2 separate regions of the Homo sapiens genome follow, and region 2 is linked to region 1. A link is a contact called in ENCODE Hi-C or POLR2A ChIA-PET data. All regions are on one chromosome and are shown on one strand. The core of a region is the stretch at or near the end of the contact, and the rest is flanking DNA. Distances in the headings are between cores, read along the strand shown.

Region 1 (6,981 bases), core at 1,984-4,483:
AAATAAACGGGTTAGAATGGAGAACAGATGACAGGAGTCTTCTCTGAAATTTCTGAGAGGCCACACAATCTTAGGTTGAATAAAGAAGGAATAAGAATAGGAAATACGGGGCCGGGTGTGGTGGCTCATGCCTGTAATCCAAACACTTTGGGAGGTCGAGGCAGGTGGAACACCTGAAGTCAGGAGTTGAAGACCAGCCCAGCCAACATGGTGAAACCCCATCTCTACTAAAAATACAAAATTAGCCAGGTGTGGTGATGGGCTCCTGTAATCCCAGCTATTTGGGAGGCTGAGGCAGGAGAATTGCTTGAACCTGGGAGGTGGAGGTTGCAGTGAGCCGAGATCGCGCCACTGCACTCCAGCCTGGGCAACAGAGTGAGACTCCGTCTCCAAAAAAAAAAAAAGAAAAAAAAAGGAAATACGGAAAGATGATGATTTGTTTTAAATACATTTCCAACAGTATTTCTCTGTTTCCTTTTTTAGAAATCCTTTCTGTTCATAGGGCAGTTGGGGTAGAAATGGACACACTTAGCCAGCACGGCTTCTTCCGTGGAGGATGCACCATGTGTCCCTGCTGTGAGATGTAGACACCTGAGTTTGTGTGTTCAGATACTTTCGAAGAAGTTTTTTTGGTGAGACTTCTTTGGCAAAGAAAGCTGCATATAAAGTTGTTGATGCAGTGTCTGGAACATAGTAATGATCGATGCAGGAGGAAGATAAGGGGGAAGGTCCCTGGAGAGTCTCCCACCAGCCTGTGCACTGGGAGGAGGGGATGGAGCCTCAGGAAGTTCTCACCCTTTGCAGCTAGGAGCCTGGCCTCTCCTGTTCCTGGGTGGTGAGTTGGGATTCAATCTGTGAGATGGGGGCCTGTTCATAAAAACTCATCTTGCTTTGCTGAGAGTCTTTTTCCTTTTTGCCCAATAGATTCCATAACCCCTCACCCTTCAAAGGGTCTGTGTGCGTAACTTTTCCTGGTCATGTGACAAGAACCCAGTTTTTTCTACAATAGTAAGGAATCAGTGAGCATTAGTATTCTTTCTCTTTTTCTTCCTCTTCTCTTTGGCAGTATATTTTTCGCTTTCCAGCTGTAGCATCTGTTAGTGTAATATTCATATTTGCCCTCAAGTACTGCATTTTCCAGGTTTCTGCAGCTTGGACTTTTCTGTCTTGGTGGAGTGAAGCAGAGGTAGGTGGGGAGGGGAGATCAAGTGAACCCAGCCTGGCTCTCCTTTTATTTCCCTGGAGTTAGAAGCCACAAGTTGTCCTGAGGAGGCTTTGCTGTTCTTGTCACTCCTGACTTCAGCAGGAATCAAGGACAAAATAATTGAATGATAAAGGAAGATGGAAGCAGCTATAATCAGCTGTTCAGTTCCAGTAACAGGAAAAGTAGTCCTCAAACTTTAGAGGACATAAGAATGACCTAGGATGCCAGTTAAAATTCATTTTCCTGGGCTCCTCCCCAGAGATTCTGAGTCCAAACTTAGGTAATTCTTAGTTTTTAATGTTTTGGTTGATCACTAGTATAGCACAAAGATTAATATATTTTTAAGAGTTTTTACCACTCTTTGGTAAAGTTTGCTACCCTCAGGGAGCCCCAAAATTACGGCTTAGAATTCTTGGCTTAAAAAATGAGCCAAACCATCCCCATACCTATGTATGACTCTCGGGCAGTCATGTAACACGAACAAGCTTTGGCAGTGGTGTGAGACTTATTTGTAAATTGCCAGTGTCAACATAATTCTTTTCTCATTGGCATTGCCTAGTTAAGGAGTCAAGTCTCACTGTGGTTTGTTCTCTCTGTGGTTTCCGTAGGGTTGGGGAGAAGGCTACAGAAAAACGAACCCTTTCTAGTTTTGACTGTCTAGGGAGTAAAAAAAAAAAAGCCTGTCATCTTTCTGAATTAGGATATAAGACGCCTGCCCTGAAGGTGGCAAATCAGACTTCCACACGCATTGCCTTCATTTAGCCAATAGCCCGCTCTGAATGTGTATATTACGATGTGCAGTTTCATTCATCAAGGGGATTTCGGGCTCCAGCAGCACGCAGCCTCCAGTCTTGAGTGACTCCTGGGCTTTGGCTCAGCAGTAACTCCTCCATAAAAACAAGTGTGTGCATCTGGCTGTTAGAAGAATTCATGCTCATCCGGGTAAGGATAAACTGGAGAAATTATTCCTTTTTTTCCCTTTGGGTGGTTTTGAGGTTTTAGAAAAATTGATCCTCTCTTTGAGAAGAGTTCAGAACTATTTGTCTGAAGTTTTTCCATCCAAACTGCTTTATCGTATTATCCACTGTCTTACCCTTTTCCTGTGAAATCTACCCTCTTCAAAACATAGTTTCATTTTCAAATTTTAAAAGATAAGATTCCATTTTTCTTTCCGTGCATGAAACTTTAAAAATTAAATCACCACAGTTGCTACTGGCTTAGAAGTGGGGTCTTATATTTTTAGGAAGTATACTTTAAAAGTTAGGCAGAGGGGAAATCTATGTTTGCATTTGATTTATGAAACAGTGACTGTTACATTAAAGGGCGGATTTTCAGACATACTACTTGATCTGCTCTGACAAGCTATGAGCTCTCTCTCTCTGCCACTTTTCTCCCGAACTGTGTTCTAATGGTGGAATCAGCTCATCTTTTTTCCTTAGGCATGTGGTTTAGTCTGTGTACATTCAGCGCGGTGGCATTTTTCTTGAAGAAGTGACTAAGGCTTCTTGGATGAATTCTGTCTTTGAAAGAGGTAGTAGAATTGCATCAGAAAGGCATTTACAGTAAATGGCTACCCCCCCTTCCTGTAATGACCGCATGTGAAAGAATGCATTAATTCTTGTTTTGAGGAAATGAGAGTTGTAGAGTTCTATGAAAAACTCCCTTTTTTATCATTAGTTAGCCAGGTTTGAATGTTCACATTTTAAAAATCAGGCTCATTTTGTGCTATCTAAATAAAAGTCACAAAGATACAGCTTTCCACTCCATGTTCTATGTGGAGTAACCAATCATCCTGAACTCAAAAAGAGGAAATTATGTTGAATATGGCTACAGTTAATGGCATAAGCCTAAACTAAATTAATTTCTTCATAGTCTTTTTTTATATTAAGTTACTGTGCTTCCTAGCTATGTTGCTGATTTGTCCATCAGGATTTGATTCTCAGTGCGACGGACGATGAAGACTAAAAGGAAACTCCCATAGATGATCTGGTCAGGAGTTCTCATGGAAGCAGTACCGCCCCCTAGGTGACAGAGTGGAAATTTATGAGGGTATTCTGGTGGTACAATGAAGGATTTTTCTGGTTTTTTTTTGAGATGGAGTCTCACTCTGTTGCCCAGACTGGAATGCAGTGGTGTGATCTCAACTGACTGCAACCTCCGTATCCTGGGTTCAAGCAACTCTCCTGCTGCAGCCACGTGAGTAGCTGGGATTACAGGCCCAAGCCACCACACCCAGCTAATTTTTGTATTTTTGGTAGAGACGGGGCTTCCCCATGTTGGTCAGGCTGGTCTCAAACTCCTGACCTCAGGTGATCCGCCGGCCTCGGCCTCCCAAAGTGCTGGGATTACAGGCATGAGCCACCTCGCCCAGCCTAATGAAGGATATTTCATGAGTGAGAGCGAGAGAACTTAATGTCCCACAGTAGAAAAGAGATAAAGAATTGCCCTGTAGTACACATGACTTTCAGTTATCCTGTTGGACATTCGTGTAGGGAAAGATCAGTTTATAATTTTCTGAACCTAGACTTTATTTTTTCATAAAAATGCAAAATAATTTTTGCATACTTTTAATATACACAGAATAGATTCATTTTCATTCTCTGGTCCACCTATACTACTTCTTTCATTTTCCTGCACTTTTAATATGGAAAGCTTCTAATCTGACTTCTCTTAAATACAAGCTTCTTCTTTATAAGTAAGTTACAAGCATCTATTTGATTACATAGTTAATTGTACCTGAAAATTATTTATATAATGAAATGTGAAGTATTTTTTATTATAAATTGCTTCTTTTAGATTATCTTTTATGTACATTTAGGATATTCATGTTTTAAAGCTGCATGTACAGTAGTTAATATTATCAACAAATTTGATTTTAGAGTAGTAAATGGGACATGACAGAATTTTTTTGTCATATAAAGAGAGCTATGAGAATAATGGATAGGGTTTTGAACCAATGAACCAATCCGTGCCTCAGCGTTTAAGGAAGGAGGGTATGCAAATTACCCAGATAGGAGGGATGCTTATCTTCTTCATGAAGTTCCCCAGGGAAGATTTCACGTGTACCTCATTAATTTGTATTAGTATTTTGAAATCTTCATAGTAAGCTAGTTCTTCTGTATTAATATTTTCTAGGAGTCTTCATATGTCACTCTAAAAACATGACCGGGCCAGGTGCAGTGGCTCATGCCTGTAATCCGAGAACTTTGGGAGGCCGAGGCAGGTGGATCACTGAGGTCAGGAGTTCAAGACCAGCCTGGCCAACATGGTGAAACCCCGTTTCTACTAAAAATACAAAAATTAGCTGGGCATGGTGGCAGGTACCTGTAATCCCAGCTGCTCGGGAGGCTGAGGCGGGAGAATCACCTGAACCCGGGAGGCAGAGGTTGTAGTGAGCTGAGATCGTGCCATTGCACTACAGCCTAGGCGATAGAGCAAGACTCTGTCTCAAAACAAAACATGGCCAGGCACAGTGGCTCATGCCTGTAATCCCAGCATTTTGGGAGGCCATGGTGGGCGGATCACCTGAAGTCAGGAGTTCAAGACCAGCCTGGCCAACATAGTAAAACCTTGTCTCTACTAAAAATATAAAAATCAGCCGTGTGTGATGGCACACTCCTGTAATCCCAGCTACTCAGGAGGCTGAGGCAGGAGAATTGCATGAACCTGGGAGACAGAGGTTTCAGTGAGCCGAGATTGTACCACTGCACTCCAGCCTGGGTGACAGAGTGATACTCTGTCTCAAAAAAACAAAACGAAAACAAAAAAAACCTGTGACTTTTGGTTACTCCCCTTCTGTAGAAAAGATGAGCAGGTATTGAGAGAAGTAAACTGTAAACTTGCAGAGGAGTTAAAAACAGACTCAGGTTTTCTTGAACAGTGGACATGGTGGCACTGTCCCTTTGTCATGAACATAGTCCACATATGCCATTACAAACTGTTGACAGTACTGTAAAATATAACACATTCTAGGTAAGGTATTGTCTATATGGTAGATTAAATCAGAAATACAAAGGCTGGGTGTGGTGTTTCACGCCTGTAATCCCAACACTTTGGGAGTCTGAGGTGGGTGGAGCACTTGAGGTCAGGAGTTTGAGACCAGCCTGGCCAACATGGCAAAAACCCATTCCTACTAAAAATACAAAAGTTAGCTGCACGTGGTGGTGCACACCTGTAATCCCAGCTACTTGGGAGACTGAGAAAGGAAAATTGCTTGAACCTGGGAGGCAGAGGTTGCAGTGAGCTGAGATCACGCTACTGCACTCCAGCCTGGGCGACAGAATGAGACTGTGTCTCAGGAAAAAAAAAAGAAAAGAAAAAAAGGAAAAAAGAAGTACAAGTGTGAGGTTAAGTTACTCAAGCATGTGCACACATAGTGTTCCCTATTGTTATTTGAGGCTTGCATTTTTAATTTCATAGAGCTTTTTCTTGTAGTTCTTTTTTGTTGTTGTTGTTGTTGTTATGTTGATGTAATTCTCAAATATTTCCAGGAATACTAATAAATTGGGGGTTTTTTTTTAGTTTTTTTAGAAAAAAATCTTTTTCTTAAATATTCTGTTTCTTTTTTGTTATTGTTGTTTATCTTGGTTTTTCTCTTTCATGTTGCAGACTTTTAAAATATATATTTGATTTTCTTTTTAAAAATGAAGTGCCATTACGGCTGCCTAGAAGTTCTGCATGACAGCATCTGCCTCTAGCAGGCTTCAGCCTGGGTACACAGAGCCACCCTGAGCCCTCTTGCTGGGGAACTGCTAGATGTCAGAATGAGGAGGGCTTGACTGTGGGGTTCTCTTAACCACACTAGCTATTTAGTCTTCACCAGACGTTTGTTTAATTTTTTTTAGAAAATTATCTCCCTTTTCTTATTTTTGCTCTGAAGTGGGGAAGCTATAAGGTTTTTTTTTATAAAGACAGGAAGTAGTCATGAAAAGAATAATTGTTATTTCCAGACTTTTCAATTACTCTTCTCCTTTCTACCTTTCTTGTCACTTCTGTCACAGTTCTTACTTTTCCTGAGTCTGGAGCCTGTTTGGGGTCCATCTGAATAAAATCAACTCTTCACTGCCTTGGCAGTACCCGCTCAGAACTCTCCGGGCTGTAAGCTGCCTCTGCTCAGCTTCATCGCTCAGTGCTCTCCCCACATCCTTCTGGCTTCCTGACATTTGGTGAAATCTCTCAGGCCCCTGAAACTTGTTGTTGTTGTGGGTCTACATACCCCTTTTATAACCGTAGTGGGGTCTTCCAGGCGCCCTGACCGCCATCATGAAAGGAGAAGTACTTTCATTTGTTGATTTGTCAGAAATATATCTGAACAAGTAAATTGGAAATACCTTTAGTCAGGCATTTAGCCAGGAAAAAGATTAGATGGAGCATGATGACTGCAGTGGGTACTGGGGCTTGGGAAAACAAACCCTCACAATTACTGGATTGGGAGGAAACAGTGGGCTGACACTATTATACAAAGATACACTTTCCAGCCAGTAAAGACATAGCCATTAATCATAGAGCCCCATAAGAGGATCTTTTAGCTTTGTTGCTAGAAGAAAGTTGCATCTTGTAAAACATCCAACTTAGTCATTTAAAAAAATCTTTAAGTAGTGGTACTTGTTCCTGATCTTAATACAAATTAAATGTGGATACGCTTGCTTGATTTCTTCCCTGCCCTTTAGCATAAGAGCTTCTGAGAGAATTTCCTATTCTTCCCTTCTGTACTATTTATTTCTTGGGCTATAGACCCTCATACTCCCTCTTCTTTTCCTTATAAGAAGCAATTCACA
Region 2 (6,981 bases), core at 1,811-4,310, 120 kb after region 1:
TTTCCGGCACACTAGGGCAAGAACCCTGGGATACAGAAAGCCCTCTGTCCTTGTGATAAGGCAGAGGGTCTAAGTGAGCTGATTGACACAAGCCGCCTACAGACAGCAAAATTAAAAGAGCACCTGTAACACACGCCCACTGGGGCTTCAGGAGCTGGAAACATTTCCCCCAAGACACTGCCGTGGGGTTGGAGCCCACGACCACAACCTGCCCCCCTAGATGTTTGAGCAGCAGCACCGAAGAAGCTAGCCACGCCCCCATCACACACCCTGTGAGGGGGATAAGGGAGCTTTTCCTGTTTCAGTACCACCAAGGTGACAGAAAAGGGCAGATTAAAGAGGAAGACAGCTGTGCAATCTGACCCCACAAGCAAACAGGAACACATGAAATCACACTTCACTGAGTTTCAACTGTGAAATATGCAACAAAAGGTATCTTCAGGAGAGCGCATGGAAACAGCACCTGAATTGTTACCACCTTGAAGAAGGTGGAGGCAGTAAGAAGCAAAGAGGCCGGGCGCGGTGGCTCACGCCTGTAATCCCAGCACTTTGGGAGGCTGAGACGGGCGGATCACGAGGTCAGGAGATCGAGACCATCCTGGCTAACACGGTGAAACCCCGTCTCTACTAAAAACACAAAAAATTAGCCAGGCGTGGTGGCGGGCGCCTGTAGTCCCAGCTACTCGGGAGGCGGAGGCAGGAGAATGGCGTGAACCCGGGAGGCGGAGCTTGCAGTGAGCCGAGATCACGCCACTGCACTCCAGCCTGGGCGACAGAGCGATACTCCGTCTCAAAAAAAAAAAAAAAAAAGCAAAGAACTGGTGGAAAAATTCATGTATGTCAGTACTGTGAGAAACAGTGTGACCATTCTGGACATTTTAAAGAACAGGTGAAAAACCTTTTGAATATCCAAATTGTCATGAACAATTTGCTAGAAATAGCCCCCTCAAATGTCACCTCACTGCATGCCAAATGAGTAGGGGCAAAAAAAGGAAGAAAGAAGCTCATGAGTGCCAGGTCTGCAACAGTGTGTTTAACAGCTAGAACCAGTTCAAATATCACTCAGTAATACATACTAGAGGTAAACCCAACCATTGTACTTTATGTGACTTGTGGTTTATGCAAGGAAATGAATTAAGGAGGCATCTCAGTGATACAATATATCAAAGCGTCTAGTAATGGGAGAAGTTCTTTCAGCAGAAACACAGGTACAAGCTGAACCTGTGACATCAATGATATTATAGAACAAGCTGGGAGGTACACGTGCTCCCACTGTTTCAGGTCCAGGTGGATTCAGCACAAGCGATCGTGGAACACGTCCACCCAGAACCACGCAGGGATAGCCAGGTGCCCGACACACAGGAGTGAGCTTCCAGAGCAGGTCCAAGTGAGTTACCTAGCAGTGGGCTGAATTCAGCCTGAAGAAGGTACTGAAGTACACGGAGAGGAGCCGCATGTGGAACGGGAAAATCAGATGCCAGTGGAAGTACAAAGTGAACTTCCAGAAGCAGGCTTCGTCCACATGACCCCAGAAATCATGACCCAAGAGAAGACAGAGCCTAGCCAAGCAGATGCTGAGGCTGCCAGGGAAGATCACGAAGATGCTGAGGATTAGAGACCGTGCTGACAGCACATTCTGAAGCTGAAAAGGCAGAGAATGAGGGCAGAACAGCTATGCCAGTTTTAGAATGAAATTACACATGAATATATTTTAAAATATAATTGTTGGGTTTCTGAACCGATTATAGGCAGTATGACTGTCGTTCAGCTAACAGACAAGTGGACCAAAGTTAAGCTATTTCCTGTTGTTTCTGTTTCTGTTGGAACAAGTCAATTCCCCTCCCCAAACTTAATGCCACAGCAGAGGGATCTTTCCCATAACTGAAGAGATCTTTTCTGTAACTTAAATGGATTATATTCTTATCATATAGTGGGGTACGAATGTATCTATGTTCATTGTGGTAAAAGTTCTCCCTTTTCTCTTTCCCAGGTCATGTTCTTCCTCAAATTTTTTCCATATTGTGAAATCAAACTTAAATCATTAGAATACAAGTTTATGTATTCTAATGCATAGTAGAAAATCAAATATATAGGAAACACAAGGCTGCATGATGAAAAGTACATTGTTACTGTGCAGCTGAATTTTGGCTTCTGGCTTTCTTTAGTCTGAACAAATGTTCTTGTCTAGCCCTGTAGTCACCGATGCTGTCTCTGCAACACAAAGAGTGGTGGTGGGAAAATTTTTAGAATATTAAAACACACACACACACGTGCCTTTTCAAAACCGACTAAACTCCTATAAAGCATCTCTGGTTCTTTCAAAGTTTGTATTGTAAGGAGCAATGTAGACAATGCTATGATACTTTATATTTTTACTTATAATGACAACCACCAGTTCTTTTCACTTAAGTTAGGTTGAGAAATTTTATTTAGTGGCAGCTGAAGGGCAATTTTCAATTGGGAAAATTCATTTACATCTGTGGTCAACTTTCTTTTGATGAAAAGTTGCACTAGTATTTTACCACCAGATAAAAAAAAAGATGAGCATTGTTTAAAAATTAATGTATTTAAAATAAAGTACAGAGAAAAACATGTCTATAATTATCAGGCTTTGTTTTGAATGGAATCTTTTCCCCCAGTCCTTAATGTAAAGACCCTGTGCTATAACTTTTAAAGCCATACAAATAAGAGTGCTAAACTGTGGACTTAAAAGTAGGTGTATAAATATTTTTAATCAATATTACTTAGAAAATAAAATCTAACAAACACATTTTAAAAAATAGAGTAAGAAACTTCACAAGATGATCTCAAGGTAAGAAACATACTATTGGTTTCACATGTCAGCTTTTAAGAGATTTGTTACAGACTGAAAGGGGAGTGAGTGGTTGCAGCAGACACTGTGACCAGCTTTCAAATAATGATCGTGCCTTGAGTCATTTCTGAGAAATGGGTAAACAAATTCTTTCACTTTTACTGCTGGATTATGTTGCTCAAACTCATCTGCTTTGTACCCATTTGAAAGCTCCATCACACATTATTTTGGAAATGGTCATCCTGAGTCAGACTGAGTAATCCCAGTTAATGAGTTTGGTTTCCCTCTCATCTGGTTTTTACTCAATCTTCTGTATTTATCCCATTTTTTTTTCTTTCCTCAGAGATGCCAGACCACATCATCCTAAACACTAACGAGCAAGAAGGAAATTTCCATGTTAGCGGAGGGACCCCACTAAGGTTAGGGTGCCGTACAATGTGTTGTCCAAACCAAGACATGTTAGAGAATGAAAGGGGGACCATTTTAATAATTATGCTGGGGCAGTAAGTATAAACTGAATACCCTAACTAAAGAAATAAACAAAAAACATATGTAAAGGTGGTCAACTTCATTAGTTATCAAAGCAACAACAAAATGAGACCATCATACACCCACCAGATTGGCAAAAATTAAAAAGTACAACAGGCCGGGCGCAGTGGCTCACGCCTGTAATCCCAGCATTTTGGGAGGCCGAGGTGGGCAGATCACGAGGTCAGGAGATTGAGACCATCCTGGCTAACACGGTGAAACCCTGTCTCTACTAAAAATACAAAAAAAAAAAAATTAGCTGGGCGAGTTGGCAGATGCCTGTAGTCCCAGCTACTCGGGAGGTTGAGGCAGGAGAATGGCGTGAACCCGGGAGGTGGAGCTTGCAGTGAGCTGAGATCGCGCCACTACACTCCAGCCTGGGCGACAGAGCAAGACTCCGTCTCAAAACAAAAAAAAAATGTACAACAATACCAAGCACTGGTAAACATATGGAGCAGCTGGAACTCACAGTGTTGGGAGCGCATTTTAAATCATTTTTGAAAACAATGTCACATGATCTAGCAGAGACGAACATGCATGCATCCTACGATTCAGCAACTTCACACCCATGAGACAGGTACTAGGATATTTACAGAAGCATTGTTTCCAAAAGCCTAAAACTGAAAACAACACAAATATACCTTAACATTAACATTGATACATGTATTATTTATCAAAAATAACTGACTGATTACTTGATTGAGTGGGTCTCACTATATTGCCTAGGCTGGTCTTGAACTCCTGGGCTCAAGCAATCCTCCCGCCTCAGTCTCCTGAGTAGCTGGGATTACAGGTGCATGCCTGGCAAAATAGATACATTAAAAAATAGCTACATTCATCTATATAGATAAACCTTATAAACACTGCATTCATTCAAAGAAACAAATTAAAATACTGACACTTATATAAGTCCAAAATAGCTCAAACTGAACAAAAAAATACATGCTTTGGTGGTAAAACTGTAACTAAAAGCATTGCTCTTATTAACCCCAAAGTTAGGATGGTGGTGAGCTCCTTGACAGAGGGAAGGGCACATTAAGGAGAGGCTTCTAAGACCTTGGAATTATTTTATTTATTAACCTGGATGATGGTTACATAGAATTTATCTCTCATGTAGAAAAACATTGTATAAACAGAATAATATAAGAAGTGTGATGGAGGCCCCAGAGCAGTGGTTCACGCCTGTAATCCCAACACTTTGGGAAGCCAAGGTGGGCGGATCACTTGAGCCCAGGAGTTCAAGACCAGCCTGACCACCATGGCAAAACCCTGTCTCTACAGAAAATACAAAAATTAGCTGGGTGTGGTGGCATGCGCCTGTAGTCCCAGCTACCTGGGAGGCTGAGACATGAGAATTGCTTGAACCCAGGAGTTCCAAGCTGCAGTGAGCCGAGATCACGCCACTGCACCCCAGTCTGGGCAACAGAGTGAGACCCTTTCTCAAAAAAAAATTTTTTTTTAAGTGTAAAATCTGTGATAGCCATTAGAGCTGGTTATCTTCTGGGCAGCTATATGATTATTTCTTGTGGCCCTCTGTGGCTGGGTAGGGCCATGTAACTAGTCTGGCCAATAACTTGCGATCAGAGGTGATGTGTGTTAGCTGGGCACGGTGGCTCATGCCTATAATCCCAGCACTTTGGGAGGCCAAGGCAGGTGGATCATTTGAGGCTAAGAGTTGGAGACCAGTCTGGCCAACAAGGCAAAACCCCCTCTCTACTAAAAATACAAAAATTAGCCAGGTGTGGTGGCGGGCACCAATAATCCCAGTTACACAGGAGGCTGAGGCAGGAGAATCGCTTGAGCCCAGGAGGAGGTTGCAGTGAGCCGAGATCGCACCACTGCACTCCAGCCTGGGCGACAGAGACAAAAAAAAAAAAGAAAGAAAAGAAAAGAAATGATGCATGTCATTTCCAAGCCAAGCATTTGGTTGCCTTTGCTGCGCCCTCCAGAGCCTTCTTTTCCCCTGACATGGTGACTGGCATTGTTCCAGATAGCAGCTGTTCCCTCAGCCCACAGTGAGGACAGCATGGATTGGGGTCCTCAGCCAACCTGCAACCTGCAATGTACAGTGAGCAAGAAGTAAACCTTTGTTGTTTTAAGCCACTGCAATCTGTTACCACAGCATTACCCTGCCTTTCCTGATGATAAGGAGAATGTCAGGAAGAGGTGGGTTCAGGGAAGGCAGGCAACATTTAAGATGAGACTTGGTTAAAGAAAAAAGGAGTTAATCACGGGAAGAGTTGAAGAAAGAGTATTTCCGACAGAAGAAACTGCTGAATACTAAGACCCTGCAGTGGGAATGAATTTTGAGGGACAAAAAGAATGCCAGTGAAGAGAGTAGTAAGAAAAGAAGAGAAAAATAAAACATGTGATCAGAGAGGTTGGCAGGGACCACAGCAAGTACACACTGTAGACTGTGGTGAAGAATCTGGAGTTTACTCCTAGGCAGCCACTGGTGGGTTCAGTTCAGAGGATGATGTGATACAGATCACATTTTAAAGGTGGGTAATTCTTGCTTGGAGGATGTGTTGGGGAGGCCAAGCATGGAACCATGGAGCCCACTTAGAAAGCGGGTACTGGTGAGAGATGATGGTGCCTTGAACTTCAGTGGTAGCAGGCAAAAAATAAGTAAAATTTGGGGAATGTGTTTTGCAGGTGCACCTGGCAGAAGGCAATTGAGGGATCACAGGTGACCCTTATGTCTCTCAGTTGAGCTACTATTTGATGAGGCTGTTTACTGAAATGGGGGCAAATGAGAACAGGCTTGCAGAGAGGGAAGGAAGTTAATTTTTGCTGTCTTAGCTTTCAAATCCATTTGACATCCACGTGCATATGTTAGATGAACTACTAGAGAGGCAACCCCATTTCTCAAGGGAATGCCCAGAGCTAAAAATGTCTACATTTGGGAGTCACTAGCATATAAGTGATATTTAAGTCGAGGGACCAGATTAGATCATCTAGAGAGGGAATTTATTTATTTATTTATTTATTTATTTATTTTTCTTGAGAGGGAGTTTCGCTCTGTCACCCAGGCTGGAGTGCAGTGGCGCGATCTTGGCTCACTGCAACCGCTGCCTCCCAGGTTTAAATGATTCTCCTGCCTCAGCCTCCCAAGTAGCTGGGACTACAGGCATGCGCCACCACACCCAGCTAATTTTTGTATTTTTAGTAGAAACGGGGTTTTGCCATGTTGGCCAGGCTGGTCTCAAACTCCTGACCTCAGGTGATCCACCCGCCTCGGCCTCCCAAAGTGCTGGGATTACAGGCATGAGCCACCACACCCGGTCTAGACAGGGAATTTAAATAGAAAAAAAGATGTGGAAATAGGTGAAAAGACAGACAAACGTGTGGTCACTAGAGCCAAAGGAAAAACATATTTTGAGTGCTTTTGAGAGGTCGAGTGAGACGTGAGTATTGACAGTATTTTAACATGGAGGCTATCAGTAGCTTTGACCAGAAAAGCTTTAATGGAGTTAGGGAGGGGAAAGCCAGATTGAGGAAGTTGAAGAGAGAATGGAGGAGAATGAAGAAAAAAGAAAAGAAAAGAAGAGAGAGAGAGAGAAAGAAAGAAAAAAGAAAGAAAGAGAATTTCCATAAGTTTTACTCTGATAGGGAACAAAAAGTGAGATGGAGCCTGGGCG

The links. A loop is a pair of places that touch in the nucleus more often than their neighbours do. ChIA-PET counts read pairs that join two places held with the same protein, here RNA polymerase II (POLR2A). Pooled maps may share reads with other maps.
Region 2: a pooled map shows a loop between it and region 1 (3-fold over the local background). The contact joins two enhancer-like sites. A Hi-C loop is called at or near these places in 4 of 50 pooled maps. POLR2A ChIA-PET finds 5 or more read pairs at or near these places in 4 of 52 experiments (PC-9, activated CD4-positive, alpha-beta T cell, activated T-cell and 1 more).

What each region holds. Positions count from the first base shown.
Region 1 is chr7:130,956,288-130,963,268 of GRCh38, reverse strand. All of the region lies in intron 5 of LINC-PINT (long intergenic non-protein coding RNA, p53 induced transcript), which reads left to right. Among named protein-coding and RNA genes, the nearest start is that of LINC00513, 46 kb to the right of the region's middle. RefSeq lists enhancers at 2,014-2,103, 2,657-2,746, 2,073-3,272, 5,091-5,150 and a silencer at 5,952-6,001. Within about 2 kb of position 3,233, at least 16 of the 41 ENCODE cell types and tissues checked have a DNase peak (open chromatin) inside an H3K27ac peak, as active enhancers do; they include PC-9, where a contact is called at or near this core.
Region 2 is chr7:130,834,915-130,841,895 of GRCh38, reverse strand. All of the region lies in intron 3 of LOC105375508 (a long non-coding RNA gene), which reads right to left. It also overlaps the pseudogene LOC100133252. Among named protein-coding and RNA genes, the nearest start is that of MIR29A, 38 kb to the left of the region's middle. Within about 2 kb of position 3,060, at least 4 of the 41 ENCODE cell types and tissues checked have a DNase peak (open chromatin) inside an H3K27ac peak, as active enhancers do; they include PC-9, where a contact is called at or near this core.